Linked DNA regions of Homo sapiens: region 2 is linked to region 1. Evidence: read pairs that join two places in POLR2A ChIA-PET (ENCODE). Cell type or tissue: K562. All regions are shown on one strand. Each heading gives the region's core, and the rest is flanking DNA. Links, peaks and the distances in the headings are about the cores only. Region 1 has its middle 75 kb from the start of MACF1. Region 2 has its middle 86 kb from the start of RRAGC.

Evidence for each region. ChIA-PET counts read pairs that join two places held together with the same protein. Peaks named below come from ENCODE experiments on the same cell type or tissue, not always from the same donor. Only the 100,000 strongest peaks of a DNase experiment are listed, where the experiment ranks them.
Region 2: POLR2A ChIA-PET joins it to region 1 with 6 read pairs; 1 of 35 experiments calls an interaction of 5 or more read pairs at or near these places.

The regions. Positions count from the first base shown.
Region 1 is chr1:39,126,062-39,134,181 of GRCh38, reverse strand. It overlaps a transcript of MACF1 not described here. Among named protein-coding and RNA genes, the nearest start is that of MACF1, 75 kb to the left of the region's middle. RefSeq lists enhancers at 1-285, 771-1,065. In K562, for the core only: a CTCF peak has its summit at 4,520 (motif pointing left); a DNase peak (open chromatin) is centred at 4,515.
Region 2 is chr1:38,769,643-38,777,762 of GRCh38, reverse strand. No RefSeq gene overlaps it. Among named protein-coding and RNA genes, the nearest start is that of RRAGC, 86 kb to the left of the region's middle. In K562, for the core only: no CTCF peak of the experiment used is centred there; a DNase peak (open chromatin) is centred at 4,077.

The DNA of each region.
Region 1 (8,120 bases), core at 2,613-6,612:
GTAGTCCCAGCTACTCGGGAGGCTGAGGCAAGAGAATGGCATGAACCCGGGAGGCGGAGCTTGCAGTGAGCTGAGATCCCGCCACTGCACTCTAGCCTGGCGGACAGAGCGAGACCCCATCTCAAAAAAAAAAAAAAAAAAAAAAAAGACTGTTCTTCTGATGATAATATCTAAGAACTTTAAATGCAGCAAATACCTGGCCACGCAAATCCCTAGCAAACTAGGAAAAGCTGTTCGTAGTATTCACAAAACCCAAAAATGAAACTTCTCATAACCTACCTACCATGCAATTCCCTATTTTGTAAGAATTTTTCTGGACTTCTTCAAGGTCAAGAAGAAACCTAATAATTTATTTAAGAAAAAGCAACTCTAGAAAAAATGAATAAGTTCTGGAGATGTATTGTACAGCAAACAATGTATCGTACTTGAAAATTCTGGAAGTAGTAAATCTTAAATATTCTCATCACACAAAACTATGTGAAGTGACAGATGTTAACTAGCTTGATTTAATCATTCCACAATGTTTACATATATCAAAACATCACATTGTACACCATAAAGATATACAATTTTTATATATCAATTATACCTTTATAAAGTTGGGAAAAATAAAAACAGACAGGAAGAAGGAGGAGGAGGAGGAGGAGAAAGGATGAGGAGGAGGACGAGGAAGGAGAAAAGAGAAGAAAAGAAAATCTTATAGTTAAACACACACAACTATAGTAAGAGTCTGTTACAAAATTAAACCCCAGGCCCTCAAACACTAAGCAAAGCTTCACTACAAACAAAAGGGATCACAATGACTGCCTCCCCACTGATCTCTCTTCCAGGTCTCTGCTCTCACTCCAGATGGATCAGGAACAGGCCAGACTGGACGGGTAGCTCTTGGCTAGGAAAACAAGTGGCTGTGCAGGTCCACAGGCGGCGCTGCTTGTTAGCAACCAGCTCCCACCACACCCCATACCCCCAGCCCCAGGGTGGAAGCAGCCAAGTCGGCTAGTGAGGACAGAGGACAGGAAATCTGGACAGCCAGATTCCTGTCCCAGTCTGTGTCACTCAGTCAGGGATCAAGGGGCATCCAGCCAGGTTCCATTCCAAGGGTGGTGTCACTTCCCCCAGGGACTAATAGTTGCTCTCCAGCGGATTTAGGCACAAAAAGGGCTGAGTAGCGGATGTGGCAAGAGCAGAATCCACAGCATGCAGAGCTCCATGAGGGACCGAGCTTTTCTAACCTATGGGGGAGAAGGGGCTCTACCAGTGCAGGTCAAGTAGACACAGCCCAGGAAAGGGATTCGAAACAATCTTCTTAGAGCCTGTGTCTCTCCCATGGGAACAAAACAGCTTGGGTTCATGTATGTGCTTTGAATTCCTCAAATGAAAGCCATTCTGCTGAAAACAAAAGCCTCCTTCCTTCCCACCCCCCACACATCAAATGTTTTATAGTCATCAAGTGTCTCCTGGTACTCAGAAAATATGCTATCAAACAGGAAATGAAAAAAAATATCCATTTCTTCCAGAAGGAAGGGGGAGGAATCACATCACATCCCTGTAGAGACAGGAAATCAGCTGATCAGGATCCAAGCCATGCTCTAGGAAATGACTACTCCGTTTTCAATACAGGGGGCTGTGCAGTTCCTCTTAGGCTTCAGTCACTCCCTAGGTAAGAATTTCCAAGCAGGGCCATCCTGTTATGGAGTGTTGGATATTTACCAGTTAAATGTAGGAAATAAAGGCACTCCAATGCCTAATGCCAACCGAAAGCACAGCTCCTCAAACTTCCTACTTTTTACTGATGGATACAGGGAAAAGAGCCAAAAAAGTAATGCTTGCACAACACCCAGAGAAACCACAGGGACCTTTTCCAACAGCTACAGGTGACCCCAATATTTAAAGTCTGCATCCACCCAACCTGAGGTTGTGACTGGGTGTAGGTACAAACCAGAGGCTGAGAATTTTCTTGTTTGCCAACAGCAATTATCATAATAATAGCTTTACATTTCCACAGTGCAGGGCTAGGAGGGACTCAATGCTTCCTTTCTCTACCCCCAATCTAATTCTGAGCTCCTTCCTTTACTGAGGGATATCCCTCCATTTGAGGGAAATGGGCAGGTGTCTTTAGTCTCTGCTACAAAGAAGGTCACAGTGCCTTGTCCAAGGTAGTCAGATGGAACACTTCTAAAGGTTCTCCACGTAAAGGAACCGCAAAATAACTGTTACTCTAAAAATTGTTAGGCAAGTTGGGTGCAGTGGCTCATGCCTGTAATTCCACATACTCAGGAGGCTGAGGCAGGAGGATCACTTGAAGGCAGCAGTTCAAGACAAGCCTAGGCAACACTGCAAGACCCCATCTCTAAAAAATAAACAAATAAATAAACAAACAAAAATTTTAAATCCTTAGGAAACAAAAATTCTCTATATCATATCCACAAAAATTCCTTTCTTTATCCATCTCCACTTTCTAATAATGTCTCCCAATTAAATATGCTAAGCATACATCTGTCTGCAGTAAATGTATTTAAAGCTTCCCTCCACTATTCAATGCAACATACATTTATAGACACTTTGAGCTGGACACTGTCCTAAACATCAGAGATACAAAGATAAGTGAGATGTTCTCGCAGCTCTCAAGGTGCTCACAGTCTTATGGAGGGAAAAAAAGGCAAATAACTTGTTATTCAGAGGGATCTGACATCAAAAAGGAAAAACAGGTGCTGGACAAGGTGTCTCACACCTATAATCCAACACTTTGGGAGGCTTAGGTGGGAGGATAGCTTGAGGCCAGGAGTTCAAGACCAGCCTTGGCAACATAGTGAGACCCTGTCTCTACAAAAAAAAAAAAAATAATAAAACTGAGCTGGGCATGATGGCATGTGCCTGTATTCCTAGCTTACTCAGGAGATGGAGGCAGGAGGATCGCTTTAGCCCAGGAGTTCAAGGTTACAGTGAGTTATGATCATGTCACTGCACCCCAGCCTGGGTGAAAGAACAAGACTCTGTCTCTTAAAAAAAAAAAAAAAAAAAAAAAAAAAAGGCCGGGCGCAGTGGCTCACACCTGTAATCCCAGCACTTTGGGAGGCTGAGGTGGGTGGTTCACCTGAGGTCAGGAGTTAGAGACCAGCCTGGCTAACATGGTGAAACCCCGTTTCTACTGGAAATGCAAAAAATTAGCCAGGCATGGTGGCACACGTCTGTAATGCCTGTAATCCCAGCTCCTCGGGAGGCTGAGGCAGGAGAATTGCTTGAACCCGGGAGGCGGAGGTTGCAGTGAGCCGAGATCACACCATTGCACTCCAGCCTTGGGCAACAAGAGCAAACTCCATCTCGAAAAAAAAAAAAGTAAAGAAAAGAAAAGGGGTAAAAAAAAGTTGGCTTAGAATTCTTCACTTCTTAGCCACAGCATCTAGGGAACGTTGATTTACCCAGCAAAAGGAACCCTTTTCTCAAGGAATCTCTGAAAATATTTTCACTTTCTTCATTCCCAACTTAACACATCCAAATGATGCTGCTCAAAATTTCAAGGATATAAATTAGTATGACATATAAGAGCAGGAACATCTCCACAATAGAAGAGAACTCTTGAGTCAGCTCTTGTAGGAAGTTCTGCAAAACCGCACCCAGGAAACTTGATCTGAACAATGAGATGAGTGTACTAACTTTTCCCTACTGTCAGTACTTCCCAGAGCCAGAGAATGGGACATGTAGGAGGATTTATCTGAAAACAGAGAAAGGAGTAGAAACCAAAACTCACATCATTCCCATAGGCCAAAACTCCCCACCAAGGCAGTCTCAGTACCATTTCAATGTTTAATGTGACTACAAAAGGTCATTTAGTATTGTTATTGCCTCCAGGCTAGTTACAGCTAAATCATGCCACAAAAAATAGGGAGGCATCTAGCCTAATGTTTTTAAAGCTAAAGCCCAATCATTAGAAATATATTAGGGTGTTGGCTATATTTATACTCTGTTCAAAGGACCAGTAATCTTCATCTTCTGATAATGAGAAGAATTCCCCATGAATGGGGGGGAAAAATAAACTCTGAAAGGGATCTTTTCCCCTTCGGGGGCAGGTACCGACATTTCAACACAAGACTTTGAGTCCAAAATACTCAGAGAAAAAAAAAATGGAGTGGGGCCTTTCTATTAACAAAAAGAATATTGTATTAGGAGACCTCAAGACCCCTAAATCAAGCAATCAAAACATTCTGCTCCCTAAGCCACAGCCACAGAAGAGTTAAAACCATCAAACTCCATTTCCTTTCCTCTCCATTTCAAATCATTTGGGGGAGGGGAGGAGGAGTGGAATAGAAAGACAGGTTGCAGTCAAAGTCTGGACAGCTAAAGGCAGGGTGGTCCACTGCATATGTGAACCTCAGAGATGGGAATGATAACTAACCAATAATGTGTGTGTGATAGGAGGGTGTCAGTGAAGGAGAAAAATAAGATGGGGCAAAAGGAGTTAGCAGGAATAGAAACAAGAGGTTTTACACTACTTCAATAGCAACCTCTACTGGCAAATGCAAGGAGGTCCTGGCCACCCTTAAGGTCTAGGGCTGGTAAGACAAGTGAGAGAAAGGATTATGCCCATCCCTGGTCTTACTCTGACTGTCCTGCATTTTTCTCCTGGATTTCCTAAATCTAACCTAAGCCTTTTCTCCAGATTCACTCTAATGAGAAAGTAAGTAGATGGCTGGTACAGTTTTATAGCAAAGAAAATAAATGGCAATTAACAACTGGTTTGCACCAGAGAAGCCAGTTTGCCTAATTAGCCTGCTGGTTCCAAGAAGCTTCTCTCTGCAATACGCCAGCCTTTAATATTTATGTTTTTAATAAAGCCATATCCCCACCTCTCACAAGGTAGCATCCTCCCATCCATCCCCTTTTCAGCCCTCTTCCTACACTTACTATCTCTTTTTCCCAATGTGAAGTCTTGAATCCCACCCACTAAAGGAGAAAACATAACCTGTTGCACAAGTATTTCATTTACGGGCAGTTCTCTCAGGCACACACCCCATCTTGACAGGCAGCCAAGATGATGTCAGCCAGGTAAGTGTTCCCTTAGGCTTCCGGCTCTAAGCACCTGATCTTTAGAAGGGTGTGAAGTACTAACAAAATCCAATCACATCAACATTTACTGAGTACTTGCTAAATGTAGGACATTGTGTTAGGCAAAATTGGGACTAGAAAGAATAAATCACCATGAGCCCAAGCAGCACAATCTAACTGGGCAAATGTGTGATAAGTTAAATAACAAATAATAAAATACAAGTGACGATACACGGCATTTCATGGTCAACTGGCAAATGAGTGGTAGAAATTAATGCTATGAGTTATGAAGCAGAATGAGTTATCATGGGTTAGCTTTCCAGTGGATTAATGTAAAAGGGAGGACTTGAACTGAGCTTCAAAGGTAAGTAAAATTTTACCAGGAGGTGAGGGAAAGACTACAGAAAAGGGTGCAATAGCAGAAATCTTTTTTTTTTTTTGAGACGGAGTCTCACCCTGTCACCCAGGCTGGAGAGCAGTGGCGTGATCTCGGCTCACTGCAAGCTCCACCTCCTGGGTTCACGCCATTCTCCTGCCTTAGCCTCCCGAGTAGCTAGGACTACAGGCGCCCGCCACCACGCCTGGCTAATTTTTTTTTGTATTTTTAGTAGAGACGAGGTTTCACCGTGCTAGCCAGGATGGTCTTGATCTCCTGACCTTGTGATCCATCAGCATCCCAAAGTACTGGGATTACAGGCGTGAGCCACCGTGCCTGGCCCTATGGCAGAACTCTTAAGTATCAAAGGGAGACTCAAAAGTAAGGCAGCCCAGTGCAGTGGTGCAGTCCTGTAGTCTCAGCTACTCAGGGGGCACTGCTTAAGACCAGGAGTTTGAGGCTGCACTGTGCTATGATGGTGCCTGTGAACAGCCACTGCACACTAGCCTGGGCAATGTAGCAAGACCCTGTCTCTAAAAAAAAAATAAAAAATAAAAATGTAAGCCAGATGTATGGTAATAAAAATAAATAAGAGGTAAGGCTCATGAGTCAAGAAGAGACACAACCAACCTAAAGGAATATAAAGGATGTAAAGGTGCAGTTCCAAAGCAAGCCTGGCAAGAAAAAACCTGTAAGGATACAAACCAAAGCTTGAACAGTGGTTACCCTGACCAGTGGGCCTAGGTGGAGAAAATAAAGACTAGAAAAGAGAATTTTTACTTTTTTCTTTGTAATTTCTGCTTAAATGTATTACAGTGAACATGTTTAATTTTGTAATAATACAAAAGAGAGTTACATAAACATAGCAGGCCTATGTTTTTTCCTCTTAATCACTAGGACATTTTTTTTTTTAAGTAACTTACAACATCTCACATCTGACTAGGGCCCCATGGCAAGACTGCAACCAGTAGGTAAGAAATGTGAACTGACTTCACATTCTCTTTCCCAATGAAAACAATAACAGCTCAAAGGAACACAAGTAAAGGTCACTTCCCTGACCCCTTAAGTTGGCACCATTCCAGAACTAGGAGTTTTTAGAGAAAAGGAGACTCAAGCCAAACAGTTCTATTCAAGGAAGTGAAGGAAAAGTATATACTGAGTTAAGAGCTGGAGTTCTGAAGTCCAACAGAGCTACACATAAATGACTGCTCTACCATTTACTGGGTGAGAGAACTTGAGCAAGTTATTTCACTGGCTGAGACCCACTTTTCTCCTCTGCAAAATGAGATAATCTATTTCACAGGGTTATCATGAGAATTAAGTGGATTAATGTATATAAAGTGCTTAACACAGTCCATTCCTGGCACATAGTAAGAAATTAATGAAAGCCACTATTATATTATTATTAAATCATTCAGCCCAGAAAACGAAGGAACTCCCACCAACGCTACACACCAGGTCCACCTCAGCTCTTTCCTAAATGCTGCCAAAAATCAAAATGCAGAATTAGCAGGACAAGAAGAGCTTTTATTTTCTTTTTGAGATAGAGTCTCTCGCTCTGTTGTCAGGCTGGCGTGCAGTGGCGTGATCTCAGCTCACTGCAATCACTGCCTCCTGGGCTCAAGCAATTCTCCTGCCTCAGCCTCCCAAGTAGCTGGGATTACAGGCGTGTACTACCATGCCCAGCTACTCTGTTATTTTTAGTAGAGTCGGGGTTTCGCCATGTTGGTCTCAAATTCCCAACCTCAGGTGATCCACCTGCCTCACCCTCCCAAAGGGCTGGGATTACAGGCTTGAGCCAAGGCACCCGGCCAACAGGACAAGGAAAGTTTTAACTCTAGTTAAATCTTAGTAATAAATCTTAAAAGACCAAAGAAAGTTAATTTCATATATGTTCACTCCTCTGTCCAGGTTACAAAGTGACTAAACCATTTGTTTTGATTTTTTTGTTTGTTTTTTGTGTGGTTTTTTTTTTGGAGACAGAGTCTTGCTCTGTTGCCCAGGCTGGACTGCAGTGGCACAATCTTGGCTCACCGCAATCTCTGCCTCCCAAGCTCAAGTGATTGTCCTGCCTCAGCCTCCCAAGTAACTGGGATTACAGGCACCCACCACCACGCCCAGCTAATTTTTTTGTATTTTTAGTAGAGACAGGGTTTCACCACGTTGGCCAGGCTGGTCTCGAACTGACCTCAGGTGATCCACATGCCTTGGCCTCCCAAAGTGCTGGGATTACAGGCATGAGCCACCGTGCTCGGCCCTAAACCATTTGTTATAGGATGAATTGTATCCCCCAGAAAGATGTCCTAACCCCAGGGACTGTGAATGTGACTTTATCTGGAAATAGGGTCTTTACAAATGATCAACTTAAGATGAGGTCATTCGAAAAGGCTCTAACCCAATATAACTAGTGTTATAAAAAGGGGACATTTGAACACAGACAGACATATACAGATGTGAAGGCGGTGAGAGAACATCATTTACAAGCCAAGGAACATCTGAGGCAACCAGAAACTAGAAGAGATGCATGGAACAGGTTCTCCCTCACAGCCTTCACAAGGAATCAACTCTGCTGACAACTTGATTTCAGACTTCTCGCCTCCAGAACTGTAAGACAATAAATATCTGTTGTTTAAGCCACCCAGTTTGTGGTACTTCGTTATTGTTATTACTATGAGACAGGGTCTCACTATGTTGCCCAGCT
Region 2 (8,120 bases), core at 1,741-5,740, 360 kb after region 1:
TTCTGTGCAGTTTTGTCACTGCAAATGTGTACACTGATAAGAGGAGCCAACGTTTACTGGAGGGTTTATTGTGTGCTTGGCTTTCTGTATAACTTGTCTCATTTAATCTTTACAATCACTCTCTGGAGGAAGTATTGCTTTTAACCCCATTTTACAGATGAAGAAAATAAGGTCCAGGGAGATGATGAGATGTGCTCAGGAACATGGGCAGGAAGTGGCAGAGCAAGAACTTAAGCCTCTAGAGTTTGTATGACTCAAGATTCTGTGCTTCCCTCATGACTCTTTTTTTTTTTTTTTTTTTTTGTGACAGGGTCTCACTCTGTCACTCAGGCTGGAGTGCATTGGTGTGATCACAGCTCACTGCAACCTCTGCCTCCCAGGCTCACGCGATCCTCCCACCTCAGTCTCCCAAGTAGCTGGTACTACAGGCATATACCACTACACCCAGCTAATTTTTGTATTTTTTGTAGAGACAGAGCTTCACCATGTTGCCTAGGCTGGTCTCGAACTCCTGGGCTCAAGGGATCCACCCGCCTCAGCCTTCCAAAGTCCTGGGATTACAGACGTGGGCCATCACACCGTGACTCTTGACTGCATCTTTTGGAGGATTATCCCAGCTTGTGGGGAAAACCTAAGGAGACATTTTCCCTGCATGTAGCTCATGTGGCTCTTGGGGCATGGTGGCCAAGGCTCCCCCAGGTCTCTGAACAAGGACTAGCTGATGTGCCTGAGAATTGTCCACCTCAAGACCTAAAGATTATCTAATTGAACTGCCAAGCCCTTGCTACAATGCCTTAGTTATATGATCTTTTGTCTTCTGCTTGAACATCTAGCAGATATTTTTTAAGCCCCTTATATGTGTTGGGTACTGCACCAGTTATAGGGATGCCATGGTGACAAGACAGGTGTTTCCTGCCTTTTCTCAGCTCATGCTCTAGTGTGGAAGACAGACAATGAAACAAGTAATTACAGTATTGTGGAGAGTATACAACAATGGGGGCAAGTACAGACTACTCAGGGACACACAGCAAAGCATTGAAACTAGCCTGGATGGGGGCCATCAGGGAAGGCTTCCTGGAGGAGGTGAGGTTGGAGATGATTTCTAAAGAAAGAATAGGTGTGTGTTAGGCAAAGAAGGGGTAGAGGACTGTTCTAGGCAAAACCTGAAGTGAGAGACAATGGAGAGCTCCTTTCAAGACAGCCCATTCTATCTTTGCATACACTTGACTTGCCTAAGGTCATACACCTAGGAAGTAAGGTGGTCTGGTTCCATAGATGATGCTCCTAGCTTCCACTCTGTTCCCTTTCTTCTCTTGGACATTATGGCTGGATGTGATGCTTGGAACTGCTGCCACTGTCTTGGCACCATGAGAACAGCCAGCCTGAGGGCAGAGCTAATTTCCTGAGGATGCAGAGTGGAGAGACAGAAAGAGTCTGAGTTCTTGATGACATTGTGCAGCTTCTGAATCAGCCAGCCCTAGAGTCAAGTGCACCTCTACTTCTTTTTTTTTTGAGACGGAGTCTCACTCTGTCGCCCAGGCTGGAGTGCAGTGGTGCAATCTCGGCTCACTGCAAATTCTGCTTCCTGGGTTCATGCCATTCTCCTGCCTCAGCCTCCTGAGTAGCTGGGACTACAGGCGCCCACCACCACGCCTGGCTAATTTTTTGTATTTTTTAGTAGAGACGGGGTTTCACCATGTTAACCAGGATGGTCTCGATCTCCTGACCTCGTGATCCACCCGCCTCAGTTTTCCAAAGTGCTGGGATTACAGGCGTGAGCCACCACACCCGGCCACCTCTACTGCTCTTAAGTGTTACAATATAGTGTTTGAAGATGTAGGGTTGAATCCTGCCTCTGCCATAAAATGCTCGTGTGACTTTAGGCATGGTAACCCGTCTGAGTTTCAGCTTCCTCATCTATAAAATAGGAATAATAAGAATTGTTAATTGTCGTTATTTACCCAGTGAGTAAGTTTTTGAGGATGACATGTGTTGATGCACGTTGAGAGCTTACGATAATGCCTGGCCTTAGGAAGTGCCGACAGATGGAAGCTATTAGTATTGCCAACACACATTGCCTTGATCGGCTTATACTCCCAGCCCTCTGAAACTCTCAATTAATAATGGAGAGACTCAGGCTAGTCACAGTGCAGGTTGATCCGTGCTGTGATAGAGCCTTGAGCAGGAAGCAGTCAGCTTTTGTGGAGGGAGCAGCTGAAGGTTCCATAGAAGCAATGACTTTGAGCAAGGGCTCTGAATGTGAGTGGAAGTTTTAGGGTAAAGAAGAGGAGGAAGGTCATTTCCAGCAGTGAGAGCAGCCAGTTAAGTGTCTTAAGTGCCTTGTGAAGGGCAAGTAGCTGGTGTGCTTAGAACTTCAGGTGTGGGTGCATGTGTGTGGGATGAGGGAGAGCCTGGAAATATGGGCCAGGACTAGGCAGGGAAGGCCTTGCATGCTAGACTAAGGGGCTTGCTGTGAGTCCCAGTGGTGTTCCGTAAAACTATAGACCTGAGGGTTGCTCCCTGAAGCAGAGGTTCAGTGGCGGTCAAATCAGGGATGGAAACGCTGCACAGATATTCCAGGCCCCCAAATGGCTAATGAACCTTAGCACAGCAAGGGCCCTGCCAAGTCCTATAGGAACAAAACCTGTTTGACTTGGCCTAACCCAGTGTTTTATAAACGTATTCAACCACAAGACACCCGTTATTCCCCTAACAACTATTATTGCCGGTTACAGTTTGGGAGCTACTGTTACAGGTGTTAGGGAGCTGTCAAAAGGTTGGAAGTGAGGGGTCAATTCTGTGTTTTGCAAAGATTCCCTCTAATTATTTAAACAATAAGGGACCAAATTCAATCACAAGTAAGCGGTTGTAAGGGTCTAGCTTGTTCAGCCAAGGCTGTTTTATTCGAAATGGGTGACTTCTCTTGGCTATGCCCCTCTCTGAAAGTCTACCTTTCAAGTGTCTGAAGGAGAGAAGCTTCCCGCAACACACTGCGGTTGTCCTGCTGACCTTTTTAATGTGGCTCTTTAAAGCCGAAGGTTAGATAATTCAGGCTCAGCTCTTAGATTGACACTTGAAAGCTACAATGGGGCTTTTTGGAGGGTTAAAAGTTATAGTCACTGGAGCCGCAGTTTGACTTGAAAAATTTTTTGAAGTCTTTTTCTTTCATTCCTTTCTCTTCCTTTCCTTCTCTTCCGCCTCCTCCTTCTTCTCTTTCTCTTAACAGAAGGGCCAGTCGAAAATGATGCTTTCCAACTTGCAAATCCTGCTGAAGATAACACATGTGGTAAGCATGACCCTGTGAAAGATTCTGGCAAAGGCTGGGATTTCTCATCCCCTGGAAGTTGGGGTGTGGGGAGGGTGGAGTTTATTAAATATATAGATTTTGGCCAGGCATAGTGGCTCACGCCTGTAATCCCAGCTCTTTGGTAGGCCAAGGCAGGCGGATCACTTGCGGTCAGGAGTTCGAGACCAGCCTGACCAACATGGCGAAAGCCTGTCTCTACCAAAAATACAAAAATTGGCTGGGCGTGGTGGCACACACCTTTAGTCCCAGCTACTTGGGAGGCCTGAGGCAGGAGAATCGCTTGAACCCAGGAGGCGGAGGTTGTAGTGAGCCGAGATCATGCCATTGCACTCCAGTCTGGGTGACAGAGCAAGACTCCATCTCAAAAATAAATCAATAAATGAATAAAAATAAAAAATAAAATAAAAATAAAAATACAGACAAAAATCTGCTTCTTGGGTGATTTGAACTCACATAAAGTTGGAAAACTATGGGCCTAGGTACCTTCAGCTTTACACACCAACTCGTCAAACCTCCATAAGTAGGAACATCTCCTCCATACCTACCTCCTTCACTGCTACCCATCCCTGCCCAGCCCCCACCTTAGGGTGCTGCCCCCAGGGTTTGGAGGAGGCCCTATCCCGGCCTGCACAGACTCTGGCCCAGCACCTGGATCTCCACTCCCTTTTCCTGCTCTTGCTCCCCTGCTACAGCCAGGGTTCTTGCTTCTGGGGTGGTGAGGAATGTGGCCCACGTGCAGGAGCAAGGACTTGTGGGTAGCAGGGGGTGGTGGTGAGTGTTCTCAGGGACTAAAGTCATCAGTGCTGGCTGGGCCCACAGTGCTATTACTGGTCTCTACTTTGTGGTTATCTGATTCCCATTTGGCTCTTGCCTACCAATGCAGTTGCTCTGGCAGGGGTTTTGGGGGCTCCTCTTTCTTTTGGCTGTGCCCATCTTTCCTTCCTGTTTTTTTTTTTTAAACTGCTTCATTTGTTTATTAAGCAATAATAGTAGCTAATATTTACACAATGCTTACTCTGTGCCAGGTGCTTTTCTAAGTGATTTAGATACACTACTTCATTTAATTCTGATAATAACTCTATGAGGGATGTGCAATTATGATCTTCACCCCATTTATAGAGGAGGAAATTGAGGCACAGAGAAGTTTAGCAACTTGTTCAAGGCCATTCAGCAAATGGGTAGTGGACCCAAAATTTAAAACCAGATTGGTTGTGTTTTTAAATTATGGCATCGTGTGTAATTGTTAGGCACTGTGCTAAGCACTCGGTATACTTTTGTTATATTATCCTATCTCTACAGATAAGGAGCTGAGCTACAGAGAGATGATGTCATTCACCCAAACTCACTTAGTTTGCAAGTAAGGAGTCAGGTTTGAACGCAGATTTGAACCCAGGTGATGTCAGCACCTGTGCTATTAACCACTGTACTGTCTCTCAATATTTATATATATTTATTTATGGTCAAGATGTAACAGCCAAACAATTGAGAAGAACACAGGGTAAAAAGAGACAGTTTTCCTTCTCCTTTTCCTTCTGTCCATTCTCATTCACTGTCAGACTTTTGGTGGGAGCCTGGCCAGGCAGGCTGGCATTGCCACCTCAGCCTGGCAGAGCTGGGGTTAGGGCTTAGGCTGGAGGCTGGGGTCAGAGTGGACCTGATTGGTCCTGGAAGGACTCTCCGCTGGTGGCTGCCCACAGTGGGAGGGGGCCTCATCTGTGTGATTGGAGCATTAGGGGACCAGCCAGGGCATGCAGGTGGCAGCATGCCGCACAAAAACACTGTGATCCCAGGTAGTGGGTGGCCTAGACCCAAATGCTGGGGTTTTGAATGGACCTCACTGTGTTCTGCAGGTGCTCTGAGCTCAGCGGTCCCAGGACATGAGCAGGTCAGGTGAGGCTGTAGAGGGGTGTCCAGGGAGACTAGCAAAGGTTGCCATGTCTCTTGCTCAGCAGACATCTGGGACAAGAGTCACGGCTTTTGACCCTGCCTCATGAAGATTTCTACAAGTACCCCAGGACAGGACGGATTTTTACGTGGAAGTTTGTACACATAAGCTAGATTTGCCTCTAGAAACACAAAGTGACCCCCTAGACTTCTAGGGGAAGGGAGAGAAGGGAGTCAGGCACAGTCCCTCCCCACCCATGGCTGCTTAAAGTCTGGTGTCTAAGCCAGGGTCACCCAGCGGAGGGTCCCTTAGCATGGGATCAGTGGAGAGGGTGTGAAATGCATTTGAATGGCTTAGCACAAGGGCTCTGCAGCCCAGACAGCCAGGGTTGAAACCTGGTTCTGCCACTTCCTGGCTGTATAATGCTGGGGAGGCTAATTTACCTCCTGAGCCTCGGTTTTCTTCTCTGTAAAACAGAGACACTGACGATAGTACCTTCTCATAGGGCTGTGGTGCAGAATAAGAAGTGAGATAATGAAGCTATGTTGCCCAGGCTGGATTTGAACTGCTGGGCTCAAGCGATCCTCCTGCATCAGCCTCCCAAGCAGCTGGGAATACAGGCACATGCCACCGTGCCTGGCTATTATTTATTGATGTTTCAGGTCACTGTCTGTTTTTCAGCAGGTTCCGTGTTTTGCATTCCCTTCTTGATTCTTTGCAGTGTGGCTTTTGGCTCCTCTGTGACCCCAGAACTGCTCTGTCTCTGGAGACACCACTCACCTGCTAATGGCCACATCCAACAGCCACTCTTCTGCTTTCATCTTTGCTTCTCATCTCTACTGCCTGGGACACTGGAAGCGACTCCCCTCACCTTGAACATTCCCGTGGTGTCCATGACTCTGCAGCCCCTTGGTTTTCCTCCAGCATCTCTGGGTGCTGCTTTGTGGTTTCCTCCATGGGTTCTGATCTCCTTCCCCTCAGGGCTCTGTGGTGGCCGCCTCCCTTCTCTACACATTCCCAACTCTCCCAGTCCACATTTCTGTCTTTTCTTTTTTAACTTCCAAAAAGACAGTGTCTCTGTCTGTCATTCAGGCTGAAGTTCAGTGATGCAATCACAACTCACTTGTATACCCAGGCTCAGGCGATCCTCTGGCCTCAGCCTCCTGAGTAACTGGGACTACATCCACTCACCACCATGCCCAGCTCCAGCCCACATTTCTTTTTTTTTTAATTATACTTTAAGTTTTAGTGTACATGTGCACAACGTGCAGGTTAGTTACATATGTATACATGTGCCATGTTGGTGTGCTGCACCCATTAACTCGTCATTTGACATTAGGTATATCTCCTAATGCTATCCCTCCTCCCTCCCCCCACCCCACAACAGGCCCCGGTGTGTGATGTTCCCCTTCCTGTGTCCATGTGTTCTCATTGTTCAATTCCTACCTATGAGTGAGAACATGCGGTGTTTGGTTTTTTGTCCTTGCGATAGTTTGCTGAGATTGATGGTTTCCAGCTTCATCCATGTCACTACAAAGGACCTGAACCCATCATTTTTTATGGCTGCATAGTATTCCATGGTGTATATGTGCCACATTTTCTTAATCCAATCTATCATTGTTGGACATTTGGCTTGCTTCCAAGTCTTTCTATTGTGAATAGTGCCTCAGTAAACATATGTGTGCATGTGTCTTTATAGCAGCATGATTTATAATCCTTTGGGTATATACCCAGTAATGGGATTGCTGGGTCAAATGGTATTTCTAGTTCTAGATCCCTGAGGAATCGCCACACTGACTTCCACAAGGGTTGAACTAGTTTGCAGTCCCACCAACAGTGTAAAAGTGTTCCTATTTCCCCACATCCTCTCCAGCACCTGTTGTTTCCTGACTTTTTAATGATCGCCATTCTAACTGGTGTGAGATGGTATCTCATTGTGGTTTTGATTTGCGTTTCTCTGATGGCCAGTGATGATGAGCATTTTTTCATGTGTCTTTTGGCTGCATAAATGTCTTCTTTTGAGAAGTGTCTGTTCATATCCTTTGCCCACTTTTTGATGGGGTTGTTTGTTTTTTTCTTGTAAATTTGTTTGAGTTCATTGTAGATTCTGGATATTAGCCCTTTATCAGATGAGTAGATTGCAAACATTTTCTCCCATTCTGTAGGTTGCCTGTTCACTCTGATGGTAGTTACTTTTGCTGTGCAGAAGCTCTTTAGTTTAATTAGATCCCATTTGTCAATTTTGGCTTTTGTTGCCATTGCTTTTGGTGTTTTAGCCATGAAGTCCTTGCCCATGCCTATGTCCTGAATGGTATTGCCTAGGTGTTCTTCTAGGGTTTTTATGGTTTCAGGTCTAACATTTAAGTCTTTCATCCATCTTGAATTAATTTTTGTATAAGGTGTAAGGAAGGGATCCAGTTTCAGCTTTCTACATGTGGCTAGCTAGCTTTCCCAGCACCATTTATTAAATAGGGAATCGTTTCCCCATTTCTTGTTTTTGTCAGGTTTGTCAAAGATCAGATGGTTGTAGATATGCGGCATTATTTCTGAGGCCTCTGTTCTGTTCCATTGGTCTATGTATCTGTTTTGGTACCAGTACCATGCTGTCTTGGTTACTGTAGCCTTGTAGTATAGTTTGAAGTCAGGTAGCGTGATGCCTCCAGCTTTGTTCTTTTGGCTTAGGATTGACTTGGCAATGCGGGCTCTTTTTTGGTTCCATATGAACTATAAAGTAGTTTTTTCCAATTCTGTGAAGAAAGTCATTGGTAACTTGATGGGAATGGCATTGAATCTATAAATTACCTTGGGCAGTATGGCCATTTTCACGATATTGATTCTTCCTACCCATGAGCATGGAATGTTCTTCCATTTGTTTGTATCCTCTTTTATTTCATTGAGCAGTGGTTTGTAGTTCTCCTTGAAGAGGTC